Regions from separate parts of the Homo sapiens genome. Here region 2 is linked to region 1. The links are chromatin loops, found by intact Hi-C in ENCODE. Cell type or tissue: PC-3. All regions are shown on one strand. Each heading gives the region's core, and the rest is flanking DNA. Links, peaks and the distances in the headings are about the cores only.

Evidence for each region. A loop is a pair of places that touch in the nucleus more often than their neighbours do. Peaks named below come from ENCODE experiments on the same cell type or tissue, not always from the same donor. Only the 100,000 strongest peaks of a DNase experiment are listed, where the experiment ranks them.
Region 2: a loop joins it to region 1, with 7 times the contacts of the local background. A loop is called at or near these places in 4 of 110 quality-filtered maps.

The regions. Positions count from the first base shown.
Region 1 is chr14:31,508,918-31,511,832 of GRCh38, forward strand. The region is part of intron 1 of LOC105370438 (a long non-coding RNA gene); the gene reads left to right. Among named protein-coding and RNA genes, the nearest start is that of GPR33, 22 kb to the left of the region's middle. In PC-3, for the core only: CTCF peaks have their summits at 1,415 (motif pointing right) and 1,618; no DNase peak of the experiment used is centred there.
Region 2 is chr14:31,892,045-31,894,959 of GRCh38, forward strand. No RefSeq gene overlaps it. Among named protein-coding and RNA genes, the nearest start is that of LINC02313, 51 kb to the right of the region's middle. In PC-3, for the core only: no CTCF peak of the experiment used is centred there; a DNase peak (open chromatin) is centred at 1,237; H3K27ac peaks cover 1,121 bases.

The sequences.
Region 1 (2,915 bases), core at 231-2,730:
CGAACTCCTGACCTCAGGTGATCCACCCACTTCGGCGTCCTAAAGTGCTGGGATTACAGGCGTGAGCCACTGTGCCCGGCCTGAAATTTATTTCTAATTAAACAAGTTTTCCATAATATTTTATGAGCAAGAAAATAAAAATTGAAAGTGGAACATTACATAAGAGCAAACAGCCAATGAAAATTAAATGGAGGGTGGAGGGGGGAAGCATTGTCCAATTAGGGAAACTTTTTTTTTTCTTTATTTTAAAAATAAAGACACACACCTATGAAGGAAACATATTTTTTTTCCTTTTTTTTTTTGAGACAGGGTCTCACTCTGTCACCTAGGCTGCAGTGCAGTGGCTCGATCTTGGCTCATTGTAACCTCTAACTCCTGGATTTAAGTGATTCTCATGCCTCAGCAACATGGTGAGACCTTATCTCTACAAAAAATGCAAAAATTAGCCGCCGTGGTGGCGTGCATCTGTGGTTCAAACTACTTGGGAGACTGAGGTGGGGGGATCACTTGAGCCCCAGAGGTGGAGGTTGCAGTGAGCCCAGACCACGCTACTGCAACCTAGCGTGGGTGACAAAGCAAGACTGTCTCAAAAAAAAAAAGTAATGCACACATTGGAATAATATGCAATCCTTTTTTAAAAGGTAGCAGATTGATTGTTCTGATATGTGAAAATGCCCAACACACACTTAAATGTTTTTTGTTGTTGTTTTAGTTTTTTTTGAAACGGACTTTCGCTATGTTGCTTAGGCTGGAGTGCAGTGGCACAATCTCAGCTCACTGCAACCCTCACCTCCCGGGTTAAGGAATTCTCCTGCCTCAGCTTCCCAAGTAGCTGGGATTACAGGTACCCGCCACCACACCCGGCTAATTTTTGCATTTTTAGTAGAGATGGGTTTTCACCATGTTGGCCAGGCTGGTCTTGAACTCCTGACCTCAAGTGATCCACCCGCCTCAGCCTTTCAAAGTTCTGGGATTACAGGTGTGAGCCGCTGTGCCTGGCCTCAGGTGAACATTTTTTAAAAATTAAAAATATTTAGTGATACACGTTACTAAAATGTCTCAGGTAATTTGGTATGAAAATCATATTTTATTTATTTTTCTTTTTTTCCAGATCCCATAAGACTAATGAAAACCACATTTTTCTAAACAGGAAATTAACTATGCAGCATGTATTTAAACAATTATTAGGATAAAATATAAGTATTATTCAGAGAATAAGTATAGAGAGTATTTGTGTGTGGTGTCTAAAGAAATTCTATCCCAAATAAATCACTTCTCAGATTATGAGACATAGGTTTGAATACATTCATATTTATTTACAATCTAATTGAATGTTCATCCCCACCTTTCACCCACATTGAATATCACCTTTACATAGTTTTTCCATTTTAATGATTATTATTGACCACTAGGGGGAGAAACAACAAAAGCTTTGAAATTTTTGATACATTTGAAAGATTATTTAAATGCCAGCTGTGACATGTACTAATTGTAGTGAAATATGGATTCACAGAAGGTGCTAGCATATATTCTTGGTTGTTGGAGATCTGTTGATTCTATGGGGTCCTTCAGAAATAATGTAACAGAAAGGTGATGTAACTTCTCCAAAGGGTGAGGAACAAGGTGTTCTATGGTTGACCAGCTAAATTAGTTTTGTTCAACTTGTGCCTTTGCCCAAAGAGTAAGTGTGAAAAATAAACCTGTCTAATTAGAATGAATGATGAAAGGATTAAATGCCTTGGACTTCAAAGATGGGAAAAGTGGCAGTAAAGGAAAAATATTAACATAATCAAAACAATTTCCCTATGCTTTGCCTTAAGTGCACTTGACAATTAATACTTAAAATTATGGGCCAGGTACAGTGGTTCATGCCTGTAATCCCAGTACTTTGGGAGGCCTAGGTGGGATGATCACTTGAGGCTGGGAGTTCAAGCCCAGCCTGGGCACATAGTGAGACACCATCTTAAAAAACAAAATTACGGTTAAACATATAGAACATATTTGTTAAAAAGTGACTGAAAATTCTAACCAGCTAAAGGTGTATTTATCTTAAACTACTCAATATGTGAGTACTTTGAACTCTGTTGCTTAGTTAGAAAATGTTTTTGAACTATTTTTTATTCAAGAAATTGCTGACTCTGTTAGTTATGAGAAAAATGTATAAAATATGTTAATTCCACAAATAAATGTTTAAAGTCTACTCAATGCTAGGTACTCAGGAGACCCAAAACTGGATTAGACATATATATTTTCCTGAAGAAGTTTGTAGACTAAAAAATCTATTCATAAAAACCTATAAAACAAGGTAGATGTGAGACATACCATTAGAGAAGAGGCACTTTATGTATTAAGAAGGAAAAAATTATTTCTCTTCTCTTCTCTTCTCTTCTCTTCTCTTCTCTTCTCTTCTCTTCTCTTCTCTTCTCTTCTCTTTCAGAAACAGGGCTTTGCTCTGTCGCCCAGGCTGGAGTGCAGTGGTGTGATCACAGTGCACTGCAACCTGGAACTCCTGGTCTCAAGCAATCCTCTTACCTCAGCCTTCAAAGTAGCTAGGACTACAGGTGTGTGCCACAATGCTTGGCTAATTAAAAAAATTTTTTTTTGTAGAGATGAGGTCTTGCTGTGTTGCTCGGGCTAGTCTTGATCTCCTGCGCTCAAGCAATCGTCCTGCCTCAGCTTCACACGGGGCTGGGATTACAGGCATGAGCCACCATGCCCGGCCTACTTCTATTTTGATGTGTCTATAGGAGGTCGGGGTAGGAGGTATGAAGACTGTAGGAATCAGAGAAGGTTTTGTGAAGAATGTTGCATTTGAGCAGGGTTTAAAGATATTAAGGATATAGAAATGTGGCAATTACAGGAAAAACATTTCAAGTTCAGGGAGCACAGTGAGCAAAGGCATGGAGGTAAAATGC
Region 2 (2,915 bases), core at 120-2,619, 380 kb after region 1:
GTGTGGTATCTTGTGTGATACTTTTCTATGGCTCATTTTTAGTAAAAGTAGTTTTTCTAAACTTCAGAATGAGGAGGGGTTCAGAGCAGCTTTTCTTACTTCACTCGGCTCCTTTTGTTGTTTTTGTGTAGTATTCAAATATGGCAGCTTGCTTTCTGAGCTTTCTTGGCTCTGCTCCTCTCCCTCAGTTTGGTCTGAACTCTCCATTTCCTTTGTCTCTCTTGTCCCTATTCTGCTCCATTTTGATTGCACTCCAGCAGCTTCCCCGCAGCATGGCCCCTGTCCTAGAAGGGGGCCTGATCGGTTTGGGGAGTTGCTAGAGACCCCTTCTCACTGCAGGCCACTTGCATTCACTTGTTATTGGAGAGGGCAGCACCTCCCAGTTTCAACTGCTCTTCTCACATTGGTCCTCTGTTTTCCAGTGAATACCTGTTGTGGTTTTTCTGTTCTCAGGTTCATAAGTCACAGTCCCCATTGCTTTCCTCTTTTTCCTCCTGCACTGATAGGCCCCATGCAGGTTTAGGGATTTCTGGTAGTTTGTTTCTACTCACTTATATTTGGGGGCTCAGAGGGATACCCCTTCATCTCATTTTGTTATAAGTGTTGTCCATGGGTTTTGGGTTTTGCTATCTTGTTTTCCTATTTTTATGTGGGGACTTGGAGAGATTGAAAGACTATGCTTGCCACTACTGCTGTCTTCCCAGAATCTTCCCCTCATAGGGAGCTCTTGATAAATCTGCCCCCCACCACCCTGCTCCACCAGTTTCCTTCTCACTTAGAACAGGAAGAACTATTTTGGATTCCATGGCGGAGACCTTGAAAAGTGTTTCTGATGGGGAACTCTCTGCTCCTTTTTTTCCCTCCCTTTATTCTGCCAGGTAGATTTGAGGACGGAGGGGTTAGCGGTGTGACAGGATGGTGTGTCCATTTCCTGTCTTGTTCTACATAGGACTAAACCAAAAGAGGAGTGAGAGTGGAATGGTTCAGAGATAAAAGCTGTCTCTGCCTCACCTAAAGCTTGAGTTACTTATTGTTAAGTGAGAAGAAATATTTAAGATACAGGTTTTTTTGAGGCTTACATTACACTTCCAGGAGGAGGCAGGTGCCACAAGGGGAAACCAGCACTGTGACCTGAGAAACATTTTTAATGCTATGTTCACATGGGGAAAATTGGAGAGGTCTGGGATTTAACCCTGTCATAAAGATTAGTCATGTGCATATAAAAACACAGCAGCCCTCACAAGGTGGGGTTTCCTCCTCACTCTTGCCTCTGGAGGAAGCCTGCCATATGACTGAAGTCAGCACTCCTTCCTTCCTGGCTAGCAGGCCCTGTGTCCTCCCCAGGTCAGGGACAGACTGTCAAATCACCAGACTCTGCGATTTTTCTGTGCAGGTGCCAGGCATCCTCAGAAATCTGAGTGCTGTCCTGCTTGCAGCTCTCACTGGCAGCCAGGGCTGCATTTGAGTTGGGAGCAGGCGAGAAGGCCCCCTTTGATTGGCATTTCCTTTATTAGCTGGGAGCCTACAAACAATCAACCCTTCCAGCATGCCAGCATTCAGTGTTTGGCCCGTGAGTGTGTCTTGGTGACCTTTATTTGCATTGGCCTGCAGATAATAGTTTCCTCAGTGAGGAGGAGGCGGGAGGAGGTAAACAGCATACATGAAGCCTAAGTATTAACTGTGAGGACTTAAGTATAGGATGTGCGGCTAGGTCTGGCAACCTCAGTTCCGCTGCCCTTTGTGAAGGGGACAGGGACTATATCATTAGCCACCCTGGCCAAGCACCACTGCAGGGGCACTTACAGGTTCAAAGATTTTAGACAGTAAATAGCCAGTGACCTTCAGAGGTCCCTAAACCAGGAGGCCACACCTGATAACTATGGAAGGAACCAAAGTCAGCAATCTAGGAGAGGTTGCCAACCGGTGGCCTGCAGACGAGTTTCATTCAACTTCAGAAAGTTTGAAAAAAAATGTAATTAGTTGTCAACATATCTCCTGCTAAATATCAGGAGACTTCGTGCTTAAAAACAAACAAACAAAACAAAAAAACACCAATTTCTGACTTCTCTTGAGAAACGAGAGGACTGTAAACCATTGGCTGGAGCTGAGTGGCAGCTGCCCCCTAATTCAGGGAACTCTGTTCTTCTCCTTGCCATAGTCCTCCCTCTCCTCTACCATTAGTTTTACTCTTTTTCCTGGATTATTCCCATCAGCATACAAACCTACTGTTAGTTCTCCTTTCTTAAAAAAGTCGACCTTTCCTTGACTTTACTTCCCCTAACAGCTGCTCCCCACTTTCTTTCTCTTCTTTGCAGCAAAAACTATTTAAAAGAGTTGTTCACACTCAGTGTCTGTTTCTCTCTCCCATTCTCTTTGCAGTCAAGCTTTGACGCCCATGGCTCCACCCAGTGCCGTGTGATGTATGTCACAGTGTGATAATCTTTGTGATCAGCCTTGTGGCTTTAAAAAGCCTGTGAGTCCCAAATGCATCTCCAGCTCAGGCCTTCCTCTGGAACTGCAGTCATAGATCCAGCTGCCTACCTGATGCCTCTTCTTGGTGACTAATTGAACTCATATATCTGGCACATCCAGACTGAACTCTTGGCCCTCCCACTTTTACCAGCCAGCTTCCATGTACCTCTCAGTATCCACTCTCCACCTTCCCCAACCTCCCTCACTTTCGGCCCTGGGAGAATGACTTGTATGTGCCCTTCTACTCTCTGGCTTCTGGTTGTCAGATCTGAAGAGAGAGGAGAGCAAGGTCAGAGTGTTTGATTCCTCAGCGTAGTCCAGGGCTGACTGCATCCCTCTATCAAAGGCAAGTCAACACAGCCATCTCCTCAGGATCCTTTCCTTTCTGAGCAGTTAGGCCTAGGGCTGGTCACTGCCTGCTGTTTACCAGCCTTGGGGTATCG